Linked DNA regions of Homo sapiens: regions 1, 3 and 4 are each linked to region 2. The links are chromatin contacts, found by Hi-C or POLR2A ChIA-PET in ENCODE. All regions are on one chromosome and are shown on one strand. Each heading gives the region's core, a stretch centred on a gene start or an enhancer-like site at or near the end of the contact. The rest is flanking DNA. Distances are from core to core; before and after follow the strand shown. Region 1 has its middle 82 kb from the start of MIR5192. Region 2 has its middle 55 kb from the start of B3GNT2. Region 3 has its middle 140 kb from the start of TMEM17. Region 4 holds the start of COMMD1 (copper metabolism domain containing 1).

Region 1 (2,921 bases), core at 34-2,533, 150 kb before region 2:
GAAGATCTCTCAAAGCTGTACCTCCTCCTCTCTCGGGAGGGTTCCAGGGCCCCTGGACAGTCTCCCTAGACATAAGTGTGCCTTAAGATATTTGTGCCCTTTGCTATGTGGGCCTGGGATGGCCACAGCTCTTGGGCTGGTAAGCTCAGGCCTCTAGCAACCTATCCAGGGCTTCGAATTTCCTACAGTGAGCCATGTAATGCTGAGAGGTGAAAATGGTTGGCTGACATGGTTGCTTTGCCCAGTGGTTTTCAAAGGGTGGTCCCAGGACCAGCAATATCAGCATCACTTGGGAACTCTTCAGGAATACAAATGCTCAGGCCATCCCAGACCTATTGAATTGGAAACTCCACAGGTAGGACCCAGGAATCTGTGTTTTAACAAGCCATCCAGGGGAGTCTGATGGACATGAAAGTTTGAGAATCATGATATAGATCCTGAGGTCCCTGAAGCAGAGGGACACATGCTGGTTCTGGATTGCATCCCCAGCACTAGCGACGTCTGCTATAAGAGGCGGTCATGAAGATTTTGTTGAATAAGTGAATGAACGCATGGTTTAGCTTATTTGTGATGGACTGCTTCTCTCTAACCAGCTGCCAACGAGAATATTTGCAAGCTGATAAAAAGAGAAGGGTGTGAGTATATCTGATCGTTCACTCCAGCTTCTTGTTGGCTCTGTTTGATCTCTGAATTATTAAGCAGGACTCATGGCCCATTTCACGTTTTCTTTTTAGAGATGAGGCCCTGGCTCTTTGACAATTTTTTTTTTCTAACCTCCAGAAACAAAAGCACTTTCCATTTGATTTCAGAATCAAGTTCTCCCACTACATCATTCTGGCCCTGGAAGGAAAAGGAGGATGCAGCTAGAAGGATGTTTTTGCATTTTCAAGTTCAAATGTACTCAAATTATTAAACATCTGGCTCTCAGGAGAACCAAGAAACACAGGCCAAGCACTTCTTAGAAATCCTGGGGGATGGGCAGGTTATGCACAGCAAATAGTAGGCCCATTTCCCATTCAGAGTTAGCCAGTGGCCAGAGGCTGGGTGGAGCTTGGTGCCTTCTCTCCTTGGTTTTGGATTATGGGCTGACTTTCAGATTCTCTGAAACTGCCACCTCCCTCAAATTCCCCAAAGCCAGGATTTCTTTGGGCTCACACCTCCTGAAACTAGCTGCTCTGTCACCCAGTGTGGTGCCCTTTCTCCTGTAACCACATACATTTCAGCTGGTGAGAGACTGGCCCCAGACAGACTGGGCACAGTGCCAGGACACTGAGGCATCCTCTGTTTCAGGAGCTCCTGGCTCCCTGCCACCAGCCCCACCCCTCACGAGGTCACCACACTCAACTGACAGGCACTAATCACCCTCTGAGCCATCTCACCCACAATGGACATCCAACACCCTCTATCTTTTTAGAACCAGACCCCTGCAGCAGTCTAATAGAACAACCAGGCTAAGAAACTAATTGCCCCAGGCTGGGTACGGTCGCTCACACCTGTAATCCCAGCACTTTTGGGAGGCTGAGGTGGGCAGATTGCTTGAGCTCAGGAGTTCAAGACCAGCCTGGTCAACATGGCAAAGCTGGGCATGGTAGTATGTCCTGTAGTCCCAGCTACTTGGGGGACTGAGGTAGGAGGACCGCTTGAGCCCCAGAAGTTGAGGGTGCAGTGAGCTGAGATTGCACCACTGCCTGGGGGATAAAGTGAGGCCCAACAAAAAAAAGAAAAAGTAACTGCCCCTTGTTTTCTGGGCTGTAGGCGCATAATGAAAAAAATGAACTATACCTCTCCTCCTATTGGATAGCCAGGCCTCAAGTCCTGGGGCATGGGTTTCCCCTACCCAGAGAGGTGAAGGCTTTATTTTTAGGAAGTGAGTAAAGAGCTGGTGGGATGGCTTGGAAGGAGGCTAGAGAAGGAAGCAGCCAAAGTGGAGGGAAGGATGAGGTGCGTGAGCCATCGGCCTTCTGCAGGCCTCATGACTGGGGGATCTGCACCCTGGGAATGACACGTCCTGAAGGTCAGCGACTGTGGCACCAGAGGCAGAGGCCTGAGAACCTCTGCAAAGAAGTGTCCTAGCTTGGTTTGAAGGAGGAGGAGTCAGCCGGGCGCGGTGGCTCACGCCTGTAATCCCAGCACTTTGGGAGGCCAAGGTGGGCGGATCACGAGGTCAGGAGATCGAGACCATCCTGGCTAACACGGTGAAACCCCGTCTCTACTAAAAATACAAAAAAATTAGCTGGGCATGATGGCGGGCGCCTGTAGTCCCAGCTACTCGGGAGGCTGAGGCGGGAGAATGGCGTGAACCCGGAGGCGGAGCTTGCAGTGAGCTGAGATCGCGCCCCTGACCTCCAGCCTGGGCGACAGAGCGAGACTCCATCTCAAAAAAAATAAAAAATAAAAAGAAAGAGGAGGAGTCATGAGCATGGATGAGATCAGAAGGGCTGTGGACAAATTGCACGAGGAGAAGCAGCCAATGCTGGACCGAAGACGGGGCCTCTTCCCTCTTCCCTAAGACAGTGTAAGCCTGGGCGTCACATGCACACCTTGGGCTGGGTGGATGAAGTGGGGGAGGAGGGAGGAAATCCTAAACAATGACAGAGACTGATTTCCCACTAACCCTAGTGGGGGGAGCATATGAATTTGATTTGTCATTTCTCACACTTTGGGATTCTGAAGAATATTTCACCTCTCCAATAGACTGTAAACTCCTAGTGACAGGGGACAGGTCTTTCACTTTTTACAGAATACCCCTCCCTGGCACTTAACAGTGACAGGCACATCGTGGGCGATGGATTGACTGGGAGCGTATTATCATTTCTACATGGTAATTTTCTTCTCCTGATTCTCCTCCTCCTCTTCTACCGTTCATCTTCTTGCTATTTCTATCCCTACTCCTCTTCCTCCTCTACTTCTACTGCTTTTTA
Region 2 (2,822 bases), core at 126-2,625:
GTTGCCCAGGCTGGTTTCTAACTCCGGGGCTCAAGTGGTCCTCCTGCTTCAGCCTCCCAAAGTGCTGGGTTACAAGTGTGAGCCACTGTGCTGGGCCAGAATTTATTTATTTATTATTTTTAAAGAACCTTCATTTCCTCTGGCAATCTGCTTGGGGACATGCACATGAATCTCATGGGAGAACAAGAAAACGTTTCCTTTTTGTGTTCTCCACTTTCCCTTCCCTTTCCAGAATCTAGGCCCTGGTGATTCCCTTCAGGAGGCAGGAAAGCGATTCCTTGAAGAACAACAGCCGTCACCTTCCTTCCCAGTTGAGCCAGAAAGGCCCCACAGCTCTGCCACAGATGCTACAGAAAATGTTTCTGGCCTCAACTCCCCAGGGAGGGAGTAAGCCTTGGGGTTAGTTCAGTTGCACAGTTCCACGTCTGTTAGCAGCCACTGGTTCTCTTACTCCAGCTATGTTTAGCTTTGTTTGACTATCTTCCATGGGAACACAACTGCATTAGTGTTCCTTTTCTCAGTTCTCCATTTCAAAAATTTTTATTTATTTATTTAATTTCTGAGAGGGGGTCTTGCTCTGTCACCTAGGATGGAGTGCAGTGGCACAAACACAGCCTCACTGCAGACTCGACCTCCAAGTTCAGCCTCCTGAGTAGTTGGGATCACAGGCATGCACCACCATGCCTGGCTAATTTTTTTATTAGTAGTAGAGACAGGGTCTCCCTATGTTGCCCAGGCTGGCCTTGAACTCCTGAGTTCAAGCAATCCGCCCGCCTCAGCCTCCCAAAGTGCTTGGATTATAGGCGTGAGCCACCGTGCCCCGGTATCGGTTCTCCATTTATAACAACTTGTCACCAAGAACCCGAGACCCAAGCTTGGGTCAATGGTTGTCCAGCTAGGATGAGAATAATGTGCTGGCTATCTGGGTACTGTGGACAGCCTGGAAGCCCCATGTGGCAGCCAACTTACTCATTTTGCACACTGCACCCAGAGAAGGGTGGCACTGAGTGGAAAGTGAGGCCAAGGTCATCACAAACAGCATCAGGCTCTACAAAGAGTGACAGCAACCTGAAGCACAGAGACAGGTCTAACATGGATGCAGGATGTAAGTGACGTTGGACCTAGTCTTAGGTCACATCTGCATACAAAAATCCTCACTACAGGAACTGTCATTATTTAAACACATGAGCAAGGACACAGATTTTTGAAATAAGCACTTATTCTTTTGAAGGGTCTAAAAGGTAGAATGTAGAGATGGAAGACAGTAGACCTGAAATTCCTTCCTGACCACGGCCTTGTACAAATCTTCTGCCCTGTCTGTCCAGATGTTTCCTCATTTTTGACCAGATGCTAAAGCCTCCAAATCAGTCATTCTGAGATCCATGCCAATTCTTAGCCATGATTCTAAAAATAGCCAGAATAGAAATAATATACAATCCTCATATTTATGCTTACTTCTTTAATACAAAAACAGTGTAATAACAGCATGAAGGAAATAATTTAATGATTTTAATTTTTCAGCCTAAAATTATTTTAAACTAATGGTTTCACCTTGTTCCACTTGAGTAATCAAATTCATATTTTCCCCCTTGCCATCTCTCCCCCACCTGCATCCTGTGAATCAACAGAAGTTAAAACCCTAACACCAGTGGGAAACAGAAACTAGCCAAGAGCATGTAAAACAGAAACAAGACAGGCGTGGTGGTGCTGAGGTGGGAAGATCACTTGAGCCCAGGAGTTCAGGCTGCAGTGAATAATGGTTGCACCATTGCACTCTAGCTTGGGGGACAGCGTGAGACCCTGTCTCTATATTAAATTTTAAAATATAATAAAAGAGAAAGAAAATGCCTAATTACAGTTCTTGGTGAATAAATGATGTAAATGCCCATATTTTACTACCTGCTCACGTATAGCGTTAGTATTGTAATCAGATAGTTTATGTACCAAACTTGTAAGTTATGCCAGTTGGGACCATTTATCTAACAGGAAGCAGGCCCAGGCAGGTTCCTTTGCAACAAAGGATGGTTCAATGTTGCATACAGTTGAGTTGCCATGAGAGACAATTATGGCCATCCCCAAATAAGGAAAACTTGATTGCACTTAGATAAAAATTGCGATTTTTCAAATTTTGAGGTCAAAACCTGTATACTCTACAACTAGAGGTAAGCTTAAGCTAATTATGTTCTATTTGAGTCTTCCCTTCTGCTGACTAAATCACCATTTAAAATATTTGTAAACCTTGGTTGTAAAGTTGGACACCTAAGAATTCAAAATAGCAATTGTCCCACAAAGCCCCATCCCTTCCAGTATTGTGTTCTTTTAGGAAAGTATTCAATTATCTCTCAGCTGATCCTAAGATTCCTTCTATATCTTGTCCCTTTCATTTGTTTAGATATTTACTATACACTTTGAGGCTGGGTGCAGCGGCTCATGCCTGTCATCCCAGCACTTTGGGAGGCCGAGGTGGGTGGATCACCGAAGGTCAGGAGTTTGAGACCAGCCTGGCCAACATGGTGAAACCACGTCTCTACTAAAAATATAAAAATTAGCTGGGTGCGGTGGCGCATGCCTGTAATCCCAGCTACTCGGGAGGCTGACACAGGAGAATCGCTTGAACCTGGGAGGCAGAGGTTGCAGTGAGCAGAGATTGCACCACTGCACTCCACCCTGGGCGACAGAGTGAGACTCCTTCTCAAAAATAAATAAATAAATAAAAGGCTGGGCATGGTGGCTCACACCTGTAATCCCAGCACTTTGGGAGGCCGAGGCGGATGGATCATGAGGTCAGGAGTTCAAGACTAGCCTGGCCAAGATGGTGAAAC
Region 3 (2,700 bases), core at 171-2,670, 220 kb before region 2:
CCAGCAGTTTCTAACCTCTAATGAGTGAGAAGGAGAACATTCATTTTCTTAGAACCCCAGGGGAGTTGCTCTGGTTGAGTCCTGCACTGACCCAGGGTGGGGACCCAGGAAGCCCAACCGTGAGGCCTCTGAATTGGCACCTGAAGGCATCTGTGGACTCAAGTCTGTGAAGACCTCTGACAGTCCACTGTCAGAACCCAGAGGTTCTCCACTTCAGCAAGCAAAAAAAGTACCTGGAGAGCATGTTAGAAATGCAAACTCTGCCGGGCGTGGTGGCTCACGCCTATAATCCCAGCACTTTGGGAGCCTGAGGTGGGCAGATCACTTAAGGTCAGGAGTTCAAGACCAGTCTGGCCAACATGGTGAAACCCTGTCTCTATTAAGAATACAAAAATTGGCTAGGCACGGTGGCTCACGCCTGTAATCCCAGCACTTTGGGAGACCGAGGCGGGCAGATCACAAGGTCAGGAGATCGAGACCATCCTGGCTAACACGGTGAAACGCTGTCTCTACTAAAAATACAAAAAATTAACCGGGCATGGTGGTGGGCACCTGTAGTCCCAGCTACTCAGGAGGCTGAGGCAGGAGAATGGCGTGAACCCGGGAGGCGGAGGTTGCAGTGAGCCCAGATTGTGCCACTGCACTCCAGCCTGGGTGACAGAGCGAGACTCCATCTAAAAAAAAAAAAAAAAAAAAATACAATTAACCAGGCGTGATGGCGGGTGCCTGTAGTCCCAACCACTCAGGAGGCTGAGGCAGGAGAATCACTTGAACCTGGGAGGTGGAGGTTGCAGTAAGCTGGGATCACACCACTGCACTCTAGCCTGGACAACAGACTCTGTCTCAAAAAAACAAACAAAAAAAGAGACCAGCCTGGCCAATATGGTGAAACTCTGTCTCTACTAATAATACAAAAATTAGCCAGGCATGGTGCTGCATGCCTGTAGTCCCAGCTACTCGGGAGACTGAGGCAAAAGAATCGCTTGAACCCGGGAGGCGGAGGTTGCAGTGAGCTGAGATCACGCCACTGCACTCCAGCCTGGGCAACAGAGCGAGACTCCATCTCACAAAAAAAAGAAAAGAAAAGAGAAATGCAAGCTCTCAGATCCTTGTTCCAGAGATTCTGACTTAGTAAGTCTGTGTGAGGGGAGTTGGAGGGGGATGGCTGAGATTTGCATTTCTAACTTCCTTCAGGTGCACCAAAAGATGAGGCTATAGTCTGTGGTCTATGCTTAGCGTTACACTGGTAACCCCTTTGTTTCACAGATGAGGCAACAGGGACCAGGGACTGAGGTGCTCACCCAGTGAACTCAGTCCTCCTGGACAGGCACTGTGAAGGCGCACTCTGCACACTCAGGCAGCACCTCCTACTGTGTCACGCCAGCTCTAGGGGAGTCTGAGGAAGGATGGCATGAGTTAGCGTCATGGTCTGAAAGTTTCCATAAATGCTTGTAGAGACAATGCGTATCCTAGAACTGAATGCTCCCCTCCTCGTGTCACCCTCTGACATATTAGGTAAGGCAAGCAGCACTGGGGAACAGAAAGATCACCCTTCATCTGCTTTGAGCCTCAGTTTCCTTAATAACAGCCAATATTCATTACACTTATCAGGCATTTCACATGCACTAATCCTCTCCACAAACCTATGGCATAAGTTCTATTATTATCCTCATTTTACAGAGAAGGAAACTGAGACTCAGAGTTTAGGTAATTTGACTAGAGTCATGTACCAGTGTGCAGAGGCGGGGCTTGAACAAATGCACTATGACTCAATAGCCCCAGCTCCTCTCCACCCTAAAGAAACTACGTTGTTGGAAGCCAGTGACTAGGGCTGTCCTGCTGGAGGTCCTCCCATTGCTGGTGCTTTAGCCCTCCCACATTCCTGGCCCAGCTCCACCCGCAGTTCCCGGTAAAGATTCCTCTCAGGTGTGCTGCAGCACTGCCCTCTGGCCCTCGTCAGGCAGCCCTCTGGGTCTGGTCCCATCACCTGGCCCTCAGCCAGTGCTCCTTGAGTGCAGCGCTGGCCTCCATGGGTGAGGGGTTCCTGGCCTCGGCCCTGTGCTCTAGAGGGCCTTGCTCCACCCTTACCAGTCGGGTGGAGAGTCTGTGGAGGGCCGAGGACCTGAAGCCCCTCCTCTAGAATGCTATGGGTACCTGCGACCCTAGAATTCCCTGCACTAATGTCCCTGAGCTATTCCCAGGGCTTGCTGGGGTTTGTCCCCTGGCCCACCTTCCCAAGAGCAACACTGGGCTCATAGGTAGCACTTGCCAAATGCATGCACCCTCTAGGCCTATGTCCAGGAGTGTGGAGTGGGGGGTGGGCAGAACTGACATGAGAGCTGGGGTGTCCACAGAGATGGACTTGAGGCCCTTCCAGGTTCAGGATGAAGAGCAGGTAGGAAGAGAAGATGGCTGGGCCACTAACTGGGGGCCACTTTTCCAGCAGTGCCATTATATTAGTTACCTATTGTTGCGTAACAAATGACCACCAACTTACAGCTTAAAATGGCACATATGTATTATCTCACAGTTTCTGTGAGTTAGGAATATGGGCAGGGCTTAGCCAGGCTCTCTGTTTCAGAGTCTCTCAGGAGGTGTTGTCTGGGGCTGCAGTCTCATCTCAAGGCTTGATTGGGGAAGGATCTGCTTCTACATCCATGTGGTCGTTAGCAGCATTTCAGTTCCTTGAGGGTTGCTGGA
Region 4 (2,700 bases), core at 13-2,512, 240 kb after region 2:
AATCAGTTTAAAAAAATACAGAAGTGCCTTTTAAAGAATAAACAGCTTTGAAAAAATAGCAAATTCAAAAGGATAGTGGATTAAATTTCAACACTGACTTTAATCAAAATGAATTTTAGGCTGTTTAGATTCCCTGGACCTGTTTCTTAAATCTTTACCATGGGTGTCCACTATATAAGGTTTTTTTTTCAAGAAACAAATGAAACAACATGTAAAACATCTCAGTACGTTCCTAACACATAGGAGACCTATAAAAGTCAGTAATTTTTTTACAGTTTGTCTCTAGAGTACATTGACACTACATTCCTATAACTAGTTCTCGGTCTAAATAGAGTTGTCCAATATGATGGTTATTAGCCATATGTGACTACTGAGCACTTAAATTTGGCAAGTCCGAGATATGTGCTTTAAGTGTAAAATACTGGATTTCGAAGATTTAGTGAAAAAAGTAACAAAAAATCTTGTCAATATTCTGTATATTGATTACATGTGAAGTGATAATACTTTGGCTATTCTGGATTAAATAAGATATATTACTAAAATATTAATTTCACCTTTTTGGCTCACATATTTCTATTGGACGATCTAGTCTATACTTTGACTTCAAGCTGGTAATTATGCTCTTTTAACCACGCAGTGGACTGCTTGACAGATGTCACTCGGGCTAAGCCACCCCTTATCCAGCAGACACTGGCTCATTTTAACGCTCCCAACTTCCACAACCGGGGAAAGCTAGCGACCTAAAACTCTTAATTTTAAAAACACCAGATCCCACAGATCTGCTGAGGAAACGCGACTGTTACCAAGAGACAGAAATGTCTTGAAGGAAAAACCCCTGTGGGTGTCAGTCTACCGGGGGACTGGGAACTTCAGCAGAAAAAGTCCCCCTTAGGAAAGAGAGAAGGGGCGACAGAACGAGCAAATCTGAAGGAGCCCGATGTGGAGCCCACGGAGTGGAGGTCTGAGAGGGAAAAGCCTTTCGGCTTGTGAGGACAGGGGAAGGCAAGGGGGGGAGAGTCTGAAGCCAGCGGCCAAGGGGTTCTGCTCCAAGCCGGAGACTACAGAAAAGAGCAGTACCTTAAGAATCCCCCTCATCTTTGCCAGAAAGGGGCGGAACTCCTCGGGTGGCACCTCTGGATATAGCTGGCTCCGTAGCAGCTCCTCTGTGATGCCGGGGTACCCGTGGAAAGTGTCCTGGGCCAGCGCATTCAGCAGCCCGCTCAGGGGTTTGCCACCCTCAAGCTCGCCCGCCGCCATGCTCTGCGAAGGCCCCGCCCCGCAACAGCTGAGCCGTGCCCCGCCACGGCGGCCGAGATGTGCCTAAATAGCCTGTGCAAAACCACCACGGGGAACCTCGGGGAACCTGGAGGCAAGGCTTCCCCAGGGGTCAGAGTTGGCAGCTTACAGCTTTGCTCTGCAACACCCATCCCCTTAGGATACCTCCACGGAAATATCCGTTTGGTTCCAGTAGGGTCACTTTGCTTCCCCTGATCCCCTTCATCACTGCAGAGCCTACTGGAAAGAAAGATTGCTCGCAGAGATTACTGGAGATGGGGTAGCAGCCTATAAGTTTGGCAGTTTAATTTTTAGATGGCTGTATCTCATTCCAGGACTTGCCAACCCATTAACTGAATAGGATCGATCACTCAGATTTAATCTCTGCCTAATCCTTACCTGTCATCCTTTTTTTCAGGAAGTTTAACTATCTCCTGATTACATAATGTTTTTCTTTGGGTTGTTAATTGCCTTTTTATATACACTTGTCTTTCCAGCTAGATCAGTGGCTCTGATCCAATGTTCTTTTATATGACAAATATTTTAACACCTTATTTACTATCCTGAAATGAAATGCATAGCTAATATAACTTCCCACCCATATAATTTTTTAAAATCAATATATTATTCAGCCATAAAATGGAATAAAGTACTGATACATGCTACAACGTGAATGAGACTTAAAAACAGGATTAGTAAAAGAAGCCAGATATAAAAGGCCAAATATTGGACATCCATTTATATGAAATGTCCAGGATAGACAAATCCATGGAGACTGAAAGTAATGTAATAGTTGGCAGAATCTGGAGAAGGGGACGAATGGGTAGTGACTGTTTATAGGTACAGAGTTTCTTTGGGGCATGATGAAAACATTCCGGAAGTGGAAGCACAACCTTGTTAATATACTAAAACCCACTGAATTGTACACTTTAAAAGATTAGTTTCACAGTATGTGAATATCTCAATTGAAAAATCAATTTAATGACCTAATTGTAATTTATCATAAAATGAAAAGGAATTTATAATATAATATGTGTGTTTGGGTACACCTATACTAGTTGACTAAAAGACATACAAAGTAGCCAGATGTCTGCATCTTTACATCTTTATGTAGAACCACCTGTGACTTCTACAAATGCAAATTGATACAGGTGTGTGGTATTGGTGACTCCAGAGGGAGGGCAGTTGCTTCTGGTAACATGATGTTCTGAAATGTTAAGAACTGATGTTCTGAAATGTGAACAACAGTTGGTAAAGTTTACAACAAAAAACACTCTTTCCTCACTCTACAGTCATTGCAAAGCTGGAATATTCTGTATATATTAATGCTAAACTAAAAATACATTGTGTTGCCGGGCACGGTGGCTCACGCCTCTAATCCCAGCACTTTGGAAGGCCGAGGCAGACGGATCACGAGGTCAGGAG

Evidence for each region. Hi-C counts contacts between places; a loop is a spot of excess contacts on that map. ChIA-PET counts read pairs that join two places held with the same protein, here RNA polymerase II (POLR2A). Pooled maps may share reads with other maps.
Region 1: a loop to region 2 is called in a map with no recorded cell type, with 2.6 times the contacts of the local background. The contact joins two enhancer-like sites. A Hi-C loop is called at or near these places in 1 of 168 maps with a recorded cell type or tissue (K562), 1 of 37 single-sample maps with no recorded cell type and 2 of 50 pooled maps. POLR2A ChIA-PET finds 5 or more read pairs at or near these places in 1 of 52 experiments (GM12878).
Region 3: a loop to region 2 is called in a pooled map, with 3 times the contacts of the local background. The contact joins two enhancer-like sites. A Hi-C loop is called at or near these places in 2 of 37 single-sample maps with no recorded cell type and 3 of 50 pooled maps. POLR2A ChIA-PET finds 5 or more read pairs at or near these places in 1 of 52 experiments (activated T-cell).
Region 4: a loop to region 2 is called in a pooled map, with 2.5 times the contacts of the local background. The contact joins the promoter of COMMD1 here to the enhancer-like site in region 2. A Hi-C loop is called at or near these places in 4 of 37 single-sample maps with no recorded cell type and 3 of 50 pooled maps. POLR2A ChIA-PET finds 5 or more read pairs at or near these places in 1 of 52 experiments (OCI-LY7).

The regions. Positions count from the first base shown.
Region 1 is chr2:62,286,438-62,289,358 of GRCh38, reverse strand. No RefSeq gene overlaps it. Among named protein-coding and RNA genes, the nearest start is that of MIR5192, 82 kb to the right of the region's middle. RefSeq lists a silencer at 1,191-1,485. Within about 2 kb of position 1,283, at least 9 of the 41 ENCODE cell types and tissues checked have a DNase peak (open chromatin) inside an H3K27ac peak, as active enhancers do; they include GM12878, where a contact is called at or near this core.
Region 2 is chr2:62,139,809-62,142,630 of GRCh38, reverse strand. No RefSeq gene overlaps it. Among named protein-coding and RNA genes, the nearest start is that of B3GNT2, 55 kb to the left of the region's middle. RefSeq lists an enhancer at 476-565. Within about 2 kb of position 1,375, at least 3 of the 41 ENCODE cell types and tissues checked have a DNase peak (open chromatin) inside an H3K27ac peak, as active enhancers do; they include GM12878 and OCI-LY7, where a contact is called at or near this core.
Region 3 is chr2:62,361,936-62,364,635 of GRCh38, reverse strand. No RefSeq gene overlaps it. Among named protein-coding and RNA genes, the nearest start is that of TMEM17, 140 kb to the left of the region's middle. RefSeq lists enhancers at 1,494-1,994, 1,995-2,495. Within about 2 kb of position 1,420, at least 2 of the 41 ENCODE cell types and tissues checked have a DNase peak (open chromatin) inside an H3K27ac peak, as active enhancers do.
Region 4 is chr2:61,904,236-61,906,935 of GRCh38, reverse strand. COMMD1 (copper metabolism domain containing 1) reads right to left here and starts at 1,262. Exons shown (of 3, transcript NM_152516.4): 1 at 1,078-1,262. The coding sequence starts at 1,257. RefSeq lists an enhancer at 1,011-1,200.